Linked DNA regions of Mus musculus: region 1 is linked to region 2. Evidence: chromatin contacts called from ENCODE Hi-C or POLR2A ChIA-PET data. All regions are on one chromosome and are shown on one strand. The core of a region is the stretch at or near the end of the contact, and the rest is flanking DNA. Distances in the headings are between cores, read along the strand shown.

Evidence for each region. Hi-C counts contacts between places; a loop is a spot of excess contacts on that map. ChIA-PET counts read pairs that join two places held with the same protein, here RNA polymerase II (POLR2A).
Region 1: POLR2A ChIA-PET joins it to region 2 with 10 read pairs in embryonic stem cell. The contact joins the promoter of Ppp1r37 here to the promoter of Relb in region 2. A Hi-C loop is called at or near these places in 2 of 37 maps with a recorded cell type or tissue (adrenal gland and gastrocnemius). POLR2A ChIA-PET finds 5 or more read pairs at or near these places in 3 of 5 experiments (Patski and embryonic stem cell).

What each region holds. Positions count from the first base shown.
Region 1 is chr7:19,558,000-19,564,365 of GRCm38, forward strand. Ppp1r37 (protein phosphatase 1, regulatory subunit 37) reads right to left here and starts at 4,399. Exons shown (of 13, transcript NM_199149.3): 1 at 3,812-4,399. The coding sequence starts at 4,031.
Region 2 is chr7:19,627,869-19,633,955 of GRCm38, forward strand. It overlaps Relb (avian reticuloendotheliosis viral (v-rel) oncogene related B), which reads right to left and starts at 1,570. Exons shown (of 12, transcript NM_009046.2): 1 at 1,323-1,570; 2 at 55-102. The coding sequence starts at 1,374. Clptm1 (cleft lip and palate associated transmembrane protein 1) reads right to left here. Exons shown (of 14, transcript NM_019649.2): 14 at 3,712-6,087. The coding sequence ends at 5,823.

The sequences.
Region 1 (6,366 bases), core at 3,149-5,648, 67 kb before region 2:
GCAGCAGCAGATGCACTGTGGCTCCTGTGCTGCACTCCACACTGCACCCCACCATCCCACAGCTGCACTGCCCAGACAGAGGCCATGCCCCGTCTACTGCCCAGCTCTTGTCACAGCCCTCCTAGACCCAAGAGATGTGCTTTTACCTGTCAAACCAGTTCCCAGAGTACAGAGCAGAGCTAGGGAGAACAAACAGTATGAAACAGTATGGCTGTCCCCCTCATGGCCACTGCCCTCATCACCTCTTCCCTGACTCCAGGTGGCTAGGAATGGTCACATGTTGGAACTTCACAAGAAATCTCCTGGTGGGCAGCCCAGGACTCTGAGTGAGAACTGGCCACATGCCACTGGCAGGCTGCAGGGTGGGGAACAGCAGGGAGGGCAGGCAGGATCATTGGTGTCATGTGCTTAGATCACAAGTCTCTCTCACAAGCCTGCCTTGCAAAGCCCAGAATCCAGCAGTGCCTGGAGAGGCTAGCTGAGCATGTTCTTGAGGTCTGGTCTAAAAAGGTTCCTGCTTCCTGGAAAGAACTAGGGTCCAAGGGCTGCCTCTATCAGGGGAGCACTGGCCAGCTCCCTCTCCCAGTACCCACATGCCCAATGTGCCTCTTCCACTCACGACTTCCACCACCGCCCTATTCCCCAATCTCACTTTCCGCCCGCACAGCTGCCTCCAGCTCCCCAGATATGGCATCCTAGCCTCTCTGGCCCTGCTTTATAGACACACAGCCAGGACACCTCCCCCCCAACTTCCATCTCAGGCTGGTCACACTGCTACAAAACTCCAGGTGGGGCTGAGTAAGTCAGCTCCCATTCCTGCTGAGGGCACCAAAGAGGAAATAGAAAACAGAACACCAATGGCCCTGGTTTTACAAGGAAATGGATGGATCCTTAGATCAGCTCACTTCAAGGGGCCTCCAACACCAGGCTCCTGCAAGGCCTGAGGGGGCTCTGGCCCTCAAATAGGCACCTAAAACACCAAATACCCCAGCCAGCACTGCTACCCTGAGTGAGGCTGAGTGGGAGCCAGTACTGGTAGACCCAGTCCTTCAGAGCTGCTCCCCTACCCCAGGTTTCCTTTACTTCCCAACACCTGCAGGCCCAGTCAGCCTTCCATCAGTCTCCCTGAGAAGAATGGATCTCAAACAATTCAGACCCTCCAAAGACTGCCACTAGGGGCACTGTTTGGGGTCGCTGCTCTTCCACAGGACCATGGCTTAAATTATATACCCCTATGCTATAGAGGGTCCACAGACCAACTGTGACACACCACCTGCCACCCCTGATTCAAGCTGAACCATCCTCAGAGACCCATCTCTCAACTGGGCTCTCGACAATCTTCTGGGCCCATCTAGCTTCCCATCCCCAACAGCTCCCAGGCCACTGACAACCCTGCTGTCCTCCTGGGCACCTACCCCTAGATGCTGATGGTTTTGCAAATCTCTCTGTCCACGCTGGCCACCTTCACAGTCCCTTCCCTAAGCTCATTCCCAGCAAGAAGTCATGGCTGGCTCTCTACTCCCTCCACCAAAAGGTGAACAGCAAGTAGTCTCGGCTGTCACTCTGGAAGGCTAGAAGAATGACCGTCTCCCTGGCCTAGGAGTCACCATTAACTCTACCTGTCACCCTTAACAGCAGCAATCCAATTAGCTGCTTTCCAGGACAGGAATTTACAAGAGCCTCTTGTTTAAAGCTTACAACTCAGAAATTAGCACCTCCATTTGCAGACAGAGAAACCGGAGGCATGAGGGGAGAAACCAGCTTTCTCAACAGCAAACCTTGCAGGTATGGGGGGTCATGTGTGTCATCCTAGAACTTTGATGCAGGAGGACTGTCAAGCATCAGAAGACAGCTGAGACTACACAAGTGTGGCACCATGGTAGAGTGTTTGCCTAGCAGTAAGGGAGCCCTGGACTCTATCCCCCACCCTGCATAAAATGAGTGTTAGGACATACCTATAACCCTATCATTCAGGAAAGGAAAGCAGGAAGGTCAGAAGTTCAAAGTCACCCTTAACTATACACAATCTGTGCTACATAAGACAATCGTGTTAAAAGAACAAAAACAAAAAACAAAACACCTTAAACTTAATTCAAAAATTAATAAAAGGCTCTGCCTTTTCAGAAAAACTGTGGGCCAGAAACTGTGACCAACTCTCCAGGTGCCCTGACCTCCAGGCCTCACCATCTGACCCTCACCCTGGAAGGTTCTGACTTTGGCCCCATCGAAAAAGCAAGCTCTTTCCAGGCTTCAATGCTGCCTTCATAATCATCATGGGTTTAGGAGCGCTCACTCTCACCAGGCACAGTTCATGTGTGATGTCACTCAGTCTCTGGCAGACCCTGGACCACTGCTCCTGTCAGTCACTCTGGGGGAGGGTGGCTCTGAGGCTCAGGGGAGCCAGGCAAATTCTCAGTGGTTGCAAAAGACAGCAAGTGGGAAAGTCAGAATTTGACCCAGCTAGCCTTTCTTTTCCCTCTTTTCTTTCTTTCTATAGTGAAACAGGGCTTCCCCATGCAGTTCAAGCCCCCCCTAGAATGTCTACTCTATGATCCAGCCTTAGCCTCTAAGCGCTGGGCTCACAGCTGCAGACAGCCACACCAGGTTTCTTAACCACTTCTGAATGGCCGCTCTGCTCCCCCCACCCCTTCCTGCTGCGATCTTGCCACAGTGGACAACAGGCTGCCGCCAGGGCCCAGTGGACTCTTCCTGTCCTCAGCACCAGTTCCAAGAAGTTCAGAACCCAAAACAAACCACCCAGCCCTGGCAGGCTCCCCAAGCCAAGTCTAAATTAACCTCGGTCTCTTTGATAATTACTAGTCAAACTGGCATTTATGGCGGGCTCCCAGTGTATCATTTCCTGCAACCAAGTCCCCCCCACCACACCCCCACCCGTGCCCACATACATCAAAGCTACCAGCTGCCCACTCTGCTGCCCACAGCCTGGCAGTCGTGTCTGTCTGTTCCTGGACAAGCAGGTTAGCTTCCATAGAACACGGCCAGTGGGTGACCTCACTTCACAGGCTCCACCCAAGCAAAACACAATTCAGCTCAGAAATGGGATTAGCCTGTGTCCATCTCCCCAGCAACCTTTTCCCTTTCAAAGCCATCAAAGCCAATGCACTCCTCCAAGTGCCCGTCCAGTTCCACCTCCCCACCAACAGGCCTAGATCTTAGATCTTCCCATCTCCCAACATGTAAGTCACCTTCTGTTGAGTAGGGAATACTGCCGAGTCCTTCCCCAGGTAAACCCTGGTAAAAGCGGGCTCCGCGTTCTGCTGCCGAACCTTACTGCGGAATTCCTCGCACACAGGCAAACTGGCCACCTCGTCCTCTGCTTTACTACCTGCTGCCTCTGACCCTCCTTTCCCAGTCGGAGGGTTTACAAACTTCTGTACAGTCTGGGTTTATTTCCGTCCTCGTTTCAGCCAAAAGAGCAATGGCCATAGCCGGCTACGCTTTGCCTCCTGGTTTACAGACCAGCTGCTTCGCTCTCACCATCCCGTGGACTCAGGCACTTACCTTTCCCCCAATACTATAACCAGGCTCTCTTCATCTATCCCTGAGTGTACCATGAACTCAAAGGCTGGCTGCCAGCCTCCCAAACTCCCAAACAAGGTTAGGCTTTGAAAACCCAGTCCTGTGGACCTTTCCAGCTCTCCCGCCAACCCCTCTCTGCCTCCAGCTCTAACCTAGGCACCGTTGAAATCACCAATAAGTACCATTTGCCGCGGGCCACCTCCGTGGGGGTCGGCCCTATGGCGGTCCCACCCGCCTCTAGGCTCTCCCCCGCAACCCTCGCCAAAGCTACCGTGTCTCCAGGGGTCTTTGGGCTCCACCGCTCCAGACACGATGTCCTCGTCAGATGGGAACGTGACACGCTTGGCAGCAGCCTTAAGGCGGCCATCGGCCGGGGGCGAGGTCCCGGTAGGAGACTCAGCTTCGGCGGAGGCCTCCTCGGTCTCGGCCTCCGCGTCCGCGTCGGCGTCCGCGCCCGGCCCGGGCGGAGCCTCCTGCGGCGGGATCTCCATCGCCGCCGCCTCCTCCTCCTCACGGGGGCCCCGGGGACATGCCCCGGGCCCCGGACTCGTCTCTCCGGGTCCTCCCGCCGTTCCGGGGCATGGGCTTCGCCGCTGCCTCAAGCGCCGCCTCCGTCCGCTCCGTTCGTCGTCGTCGTCGTCGTCGTCGTCGCAGTCGCCGGGAGCCCCAACGCGCCTCCGCCGAGCTCCGCGAGTACCTGCTCTTCCGCAGCCACACTTTCGCTACAAGCCGAAGGGCCCGCTGCGTACCGAGAAAAGCATAGCACCGACTCAAGCTTTTGCTCTGAAAAAAAACCGTGTCGAGGACGACAGGAAGACCGGAACAAAGAACAGTAAGCTCCGCGGAAAAAAGAAACGTGACCGGCGAATCTGCAGAGCCAAACTGCAGAACACAGAGGCGGGGCCTATGAACGCTGTCTCCCGGAGCGCCGCGCATGCGCGAGTTCTAGCCGCCCCCTCCCGCCCCCCACAAGCCAAGCTGTCAACAGTCAGGCTCCCGCACATTCGTCACAAGCCCAAGTAATTCGGGAAAGGATTCAATACAAATCCTATAACCGCGGCCTGCGAGAGGGCTGTCAGCGGCTAAAGCCGTCTGAGTTCGTAAAAATAGAAGAATCGCCTCCACAAAATTGTCCTCTGATTTCTACGCGTCTACAAGAAATGAGTAACTTAAAATATAAAATACGGATCAGATATTAATTAAAAAACCACTTGCTGGACATGGTAGTGACTCGCCTTGTGAACCGAGCCTTGGAGAGGCTGAAGGAGGAGGTTGCGAATTCGAGGCTAGGCTGGATTACAAAGGGAGCCTCAGACAAGCAGGTGCTACAGCAGGAGACCCTGGTGGGGCTAAGCCAAGTACTGGGAGCAGGATAAAGTGATGGAGGTGCTGAGAGCTGAGAGCCAAGCTGAATATCGGATGAGTACGTACAAGTGACAGAAGCGACAGAAGAGCACACTTTAGCACAATTTTCGTCAAAATTGTATCAAATGTAAATTACAATATTAGACGAGTCTGCTAGGTATTCATGAACCTGCTATAAAAACAAAACAAAACAAAAACTGGGAGCAGGAATTCCAAAGGCTCGGGATGAACCAGCTGACCAAACCTGAGCGAGCCTAAGCCACACCTCCAAGGGGTCGATTCCAAAGCTCAGGATTCATCTGGGCACTTTCGCTTTTCCTTCTCAGCTCATTAAAGCCCACTGGCACAGGGACTGAAACCACAGAACGGGATTTGAGGAGGGTCGAGCACAGCATTGCCAAGTAGAGAGCTAGGCTGGAACTGGAGGGAGGCTCCAGTGTGAACTGATAACTGAGACCACTGCTAAGGGTAGCTGCTTTCCTCTTCACAGTTGGGGGTTAGCACACTTTGGAGACTGAGAAGTACCAAAAGCCCCTATAATTAATGCAAACCTTCAGTTACATTCTGAACTCCAAAAGGCATTAAGTGGGCTTTGTTTGGGGGGGGAGGGTTGGGTTTTGTTTGGTTTTACTGGTTCTCATGTAATCCAGGCTGCCCGCTGACTTGCCATGTAGGAAAGACAGGCTTTATCTCTGGCTCCTCCTGCCTCTACACCCCCTTCCCCACACCAAATGCTGGGATTACAGACTTGGGTCACTGTGCTTAGCTAGGAACTGCTTCCAGATATCATGTACTGAAAGATTTCTAGTGACAAGGGGCTGAAACAGGGGACACAGACTCCCTCACTAGACGGCTAGAGCAAACTGAGGAAGGGTAAAACTTCAACGCTAACCACCAACCTGCAGCATTTGCTCCCGGGCACTGGCACGGCACTGGCACACAAGTGTGACCACCACCACCACTCCCAGTCCCCTCCGTGGGAAGACAAACCTGCAGGTGACTGCAGTGGACCACATCACCAAGAGGGAACCTTGAAACCTAGTGTAAGCCAAGGCCCTGTCTAGGCCTTTTCTAGTAAAAAGCCATCCTTGCCCACCTCGGGTCAATTTCTTATGCAGAGATGAATGTCAGCCATTTGGGGAGGATGCCAGGAGCAGTGCAAGCCCTATACTTTTATCTGGACGCCTCAGCTTCATTGCTTAGATAAGCCCCACAAGTTTTAGCCTGAGATAGCTACACTACTAACTTTTAAAGACTACAGCAGAGGGTGGGAAGACAGCTCAGCAACTCCGTTCCAGAGGGCCTGAATTCTGCTCTCAGCACCCATAGTTCACAAGCACCTGTAACCCTAGCTTTGCTGACTGCCTATCTTTTTCTGGTCTCCGTGTGCACCCACACTCCCATGGCACACAGACATAAACACCTCCATTTAAAAATTTTAAAACAAAGAAATGTTAAGCA
Region 2 (6,087 bases), core at 320-2,819:
CCTCCAATCCCATTTCCTACAAGCAGGTGGGCAGGGGCTGTGGGGGTTGCTCACCTGTGGTCCTGGAGACCGTTAGTGACAGGGAAGAGAGGTCACTGGAACCTGTGAGATGGAGACCTGGATTAACAAACAATGCAGGACCAGAGACTCTGATGAGCCTGCTCCTCTCTCTGGCTTGGTCCCTTGAATAAAGTCCCTCCTCCTTACCGAGCTCAGGTGCAGGCCAGCCTTCTCTAACTCCTTTTTTTTTTTCTTGGTTTTTCGAGACAGTGTTTTTCTGTATAGCCCTGAGCTGTCCTGGAACTCACTTTGTAGACCAGGCTGGCCTCGAACTCAGAAATCCGCCTGCCTCTGCCTCCCAAGTGCGCCACCACAACCGGCTCTTCTCTAACTCTTGAAAAAAGTTCTGGCTTTTCGTTTCTGCCTTTGACTCCGCCAATCATCACTCAATATCCGCTACTTTCCCCATTAAGGTGGGACTTGGAGGACTCCTGATGCCTCAGGAAAACCCCCGTCTCCGTTCTTCCCTCAGGGCGAAATCCGAGCCCCAATACTTCGTCACTGGAGAACTTTCCTCTCCCCCATCTCGCTGCAGGCCCCGCCCCTTTTCAATCCCATCGTCAGGCCCCGCCCTTCGTTTTCTAAACAGGCCCTGCCCTTTCCCTAGACCTGCCACTACGCCCCACTTTCCCCCACCCCAACCCAAGGGTAAGTCCCGCCCACTCACTGAGCCACACACCTCTTCTTGCTCTTGGAGCCTGACCCCGCCCCTATTTCCTGTCAAGCACAGTCCTGGATCCTCCTCCTCGAGGTCAGGCACCGCTCCTCCTTAAATCTTGAAGCTGGGCCCCGCCTCTTTCTTTGCCTCTAAAGGCCTAAGCCTTGCGGGAGAAGGGTCCCCCTTGTTTGGAGAGAATAAAGCCACTTCCTCGAATTAGGCTCCGCCCCTTACTCCTAAGAGCAGCCTCACCCACTCTGTAAACCAGAAGCCTCCTCTGAGTTTGCCCCGCCCCTGTGTGTATGGCTCCTCCCCTTCAGAGTTATGCCCCGCCCCTCCTCTCGACCGCCGCCCGGCCCGCCCCCTTCTTTGCCTCAGGCTCAGGCCCCGCCCCCTTCTCACTCCTTAGCGGGACGCCTAGCCTGTATCTCCCCGGCAAGACCCTTCACCATCCTCTACCTTCTGCCTTATCCCTCGCGCAGTGTCCCCGCCACCCTTGTACTCTCCGCACCGAAGCGCGAATCCTGCGGAAACCCGCAGATGACTCCGAGCGCCCCGAACTCCCCGAGCCCGAGCCCCGCCCCAGAGGTTCCACTCTGCTTACCCAAGGCCCCTAGCTCGGGCGCGGACTCTCTGGCAGCGCGGCGACTCGGCATGGCCCGGCCCGTAGGGACCGACAGCCCGAAGGCCAGCTCAGGGCGAGCGCACACGAGGGCAAGCCGGGCAGTCGGACAGCCCGGTCGGCTGGGACGATCACCGGCCGGGCAAGCGGTGCAAGGCTAGGGCCGAAGGCCGGGCTGGACGCACGGCGCCCGGGGCTGCGGGGGGCGCCGGGCCGAGCGGGCGGCGGGCGGGGGCGGGGCGGCGGAATTCCCCGGCGCCGCCGGCCTGCGCACCCATTGGCTCGTACCCCTCCGTGACGTCACGTCAAAGGGAATGGGAAAACCCCCGCTGCTCACGTGACTGCGGGGGCGGGGTCGGCCGGGAAGCGAAGGCTTGGCACTTCGCAGGGTCCGGGTGCGAGTCGCTGCCCATTGCCTTGGCCAAGACCACTGAGGTCCGTCCGGGTCCACTTGCGCCCTACCCACAGAACAAGCTGAGAAATGGGCATTCCATTTCCCCTACGAGGGCTTGAACCTGCTATCTTTCAGGCTGGCAAATGAAGCCAGGAGTGGGAAGTTAGCAGCCATTGATAATTTGTTTGAAGTAAAATTTACATAGGGTCTCATCTTGCCCAGACCGATGACCTTGAACTGCAGATCCTTTTGCCCCCATGGATCCTTCAGATTCGTCCCTCCACAGTGCTGGGACGACAGGCATGAACCACCACCTAGTCTATGCAGCACTGAGTGTTGAACCCAGGGCTTCATGAATACTGAGCTACAGTCCCAGCCCGTTGGTGATATATGGCACCTATAACCTATAGAAACCTATAGAAACTTGTATGTTCCATTCCCCTTCTATCATAGCATGTGTGATCAATGATTCAAGCAACCTACGCATAATTAAGCACTTGCCATATGCTGCAGCCTGTAATGAAAACTAGGGTACAGCATTACTAAAACCAGGCCCACTTCTTGCTCCAGAGGCAGAAAACTGCAGCAGTGAATGATGTGGCACCGGTATCTACTGTTGCACACCAAAGCAAAGAGCATTGTTTTGGTTTTGCTATGTAGCTCTGGTTGACATTGAATTCATGATAATCCATCTGCTTCAGCCTGAGTCCTGGGGATCCCAGGCACCTACCATCACGTCCAGCTTAGAGCAAACCTTTTCTTGCAATGAAAGACATTAGGCTCAGGCTTTGAGAACCAAATGGTCTTAATTTTCAAATGTGCCATCTTACATAAACAGCCAAGGACCAGAAACAGGGATGTGGCTATGTTCTATTAGAACATAATTTGATAAATATAGAAATGGGAATATCATGTAACTTTCACACTGAATCATATTCTTTTTCACTTTGTACCAGAGGGAAATGTTCCAGTGTCATAAGCAAGCCCAGGAGTGGACATCTCCCATAGAATAAGCTTGCCAGTCACACACACACACACACCAATCACTGCTTTCCTTGAGGTTTTCCAACTGTAGTGCTGAGGATGTGGCTTGTGATAGAATGCTTGTCTAGCATGTATGAGATTCTAGGCTGTGTTCTCAGCAGCACACAGAAAGATATTGTAGCCACAATATGCCCATTCTGGACAGACAGAGGCAGGAGATCCACTGACAAGTAGTGAGTTCCACTGCATAGCAGGCCCTTGTCTCAACGCAAACCAACAAAATAAAACAAAAAAGAAGGGGGAGAAGAGGGGGAAAATTGGGCTGGTGGTGTGGCTTAGTGGTAGAGCACCTGCCTAGCATGTTGGAGGACCTGTGTTGATTGCCTGGATCTGAGACACGACTGTGAATTCAAAAGCAAAACTGAGAGCCAGGTATGACAGCTCACACGAGTAACTTAAAACACTTGAAAGTCTGAGGCAGGAAATCACCACGAGTTCTAGGCCAGTCTGGACTACTTATAGCAAGACCCTGAATGAAAAGACAAGCAATCTCTCTCAAGAGAGTTGTAATTGGAAGGTCCTGAATCAAATATCCTGTGTTCAAATACTAGGTTTCCTGGACAATTATGCAATTCCAGGCAACTGATTTCACCACTCTGGACTTGAGTTTCTTAACAGGATGGCTTTAAAGACTTAAGGAGGTAGTCTAGTTGACTCTTGACACAGGTCTTCCATGCACCTGCACTATTCAAACTACTAAATACTTGTTAGGGTACATACACCAGGCTGGCCTCTGACTCCTGAGTACCATGATTAAATGTGTGTGATCCCATGGCCAGCTGGGAAAAAAAAAAACAACTGAGTTTCTCATCTGGAGGTACAGAATATCACAAACTTCAAAGAGCTGTTGTGAACACACACACACACACACACACACACACACAGCAACAATGCTGGACACTGTTCTCAAAGTTGGGGACAGTACATGGTGCATCCATGGTGTTTTCCATTTTTTATTCTTTCAAACAAGGTGTTAAATAGCCCAGGCTGGCCTCAGACCCAGCTTCTATTTCTGGTTGTGAGCCTAGCCTGTAACAGAGGAGCCATCTCTCCAGCCCCTCAGACCCAACTCAAAGCAGTGAGGATGACTTTGATGTCCTGACCCTTCTGCCTCCACCTCCCAAGTGCCAGGATTACAAGTGTGTGCCACTATGCCAAGTCTTGTTTTGTAGCCCAGGCTAGCTGAAAGTTTTTAAATCTGGATTGACCTCTCAAAATCAAGGATGGGGAATAACCACTGTGCCCAACACTACCTAGAATTCTGCTAAGTTGTGAGCTCCTCAGAACTGCCATGGAATGCTGGTCCTACTGTGTACACAGAACTGTTTTGTGCTGTTTGCCCAGACAGACTTGCGAAGGGTTAATAGAGACCCATCCACCAGTACCCCAATAAGGGCACTGGATATGTCCAGATGTCCGTGAAAGCAAATGGCACCAGAGTGGCTAGGATACAGTCATGTTTTCACAGGTCTTGGTCCAGTGAAGGAAGTCTCCTTGCCATGATGTACCAGTGGGCAGAGCCTCAGGACTAGGCGGTAAGGGGTGCCTGGGAACACCACCAATTGTATCCTGAAGGTACTTGTGTCCCAGAAAGGACTTGAGAGACTGGGGCTAGAGGTGAGGCTGTGGCAGAGCATGAGACAAAGGCTGGGGACATGCAGCAGCCCCCTGGGGATCACATTAGCTGTCTTCTGAGAGCACTGGGTCAGCAGGTGGAAGGGGAGCCCAGCAAGGAGAGTGGGTATGATACCTACCTGTGAGGCACCATCCCTGCTTGACTCAGCAGGGAGAAGTAGGTGGAGCCTGAAGCAACCTGGGGTTGGGCCAGTGCCTCCTTGCAGCACTGCTGATCCTACAGTCTGGGAAGGTGTAGTGAGTACCCCCAATGGCTGTCATTCTCCTAGAGAGGGTAAGCAGGCCCTGCTCCTGGTATGGACAGTTAGGCTCTTGAGGGACACTGCAATGACACCCAAGGACTCACTCTGCTGTGGCCCAGATAAGTGCATACAGGCCCCATTCTGTTTTCTCCATTGAGGAGTGTTAAATAGGGCTTGTCCTTCTTGGGGGTAGCCTCTTGATTCACAGGCAGACTTGGTGGTGTTTAGTGTTTCAGGTCCTGCCTGGTGGCACACAGCTAGCCACAAATACCAGATGCTTTTAGCCAGCAGCCTTGTAGGAGTCTAAGATGGAACTGTTTTGGGAGACCTCTTGCAGGGCAGTTATCCTGTTTGGGTATGTGTGCTACAGTGTGTGTGTGGAGGTCAGATAACACTATAGTTGCTTCCCTCCTGCCTCTGTGTGGTTTGGTGATCAACTTAGGTTGTGTGGCCTTGTAGCACAATGGAAGTGCAAAGCCAGGTTATCAGGGTTGCATGGCAAGTACCTTCACCCACTGAGCCACCTTGCAAGCCTCTGCCATCTAAGTTAGCTCTGACTTACAGGCATACAACACCACTGTTTTATGCAGCACAGGGTTAACCCAGGGTGTTAAATGCTGAACAACCCCAGATTCCACTCCGTCATCACCTCCAGGTCTCTTGAAGACCTGAGCCAGCTGCATGGTCCGGACAAGGAAGGCAGAGGAGGTGCGGTGGTTGAGCTTAAGTTAAACACCCATATGAATTTATTAAATCCAGACTGTGTTAAAGGGTGGCGGTCTGGGAGCAGGGTGGTCGGGGGATGAGGGACAAGATGATGGAGGACCACAGGCGTCCCACAGAGGAGCCCTGGCCCCTTCCCCGCCTGGCCCACCCTCGGCGCCATATTGGCTTCACCATGATTCCCGATGGTGTTGGGCTGGCAGGGCGAGATGTCTGCAAACACATAGGAACAGACGGATAGACAAGACGATGGACGGTGCCTCCACATACACACAGCCAGCCCCAACCTGCCCGGCCCCATCTCACACACCGGGCCCTGGCCCTGGGGGCCTCCTGCCGCCCCGGCCTGATCTGTCCAGGAAGAGGGCGACAGAGAGGGTAAGGGAGGGGCCCGGGAGGTGGTGGTGGTCAGTCACCAGGAGCAGATAAGGAGGACTGCAGTGGCTAATCCTTTTTCTTGTCCTCTGCTGGCTTTGGAGGGGCTTCCTGGGGCTGGCTGGCAGTGCAGGCCCCAGAAGTGGCCTTTGGGACTGTGGAGGCATCCTCTCCGCTGACAGCTGTGCTGGGTGCAGGTGTGAGAGCCCCTGCTGCAGTGGATGCCTGGGCCCTGGATGCCGCTGCTGAGACATCCTCTCCACTCATACCGAACTCGTTCACACGGGTGGGGTCGACGCGGTAGATCCACCGTTGGTAGAGGTAGATGAAGAAA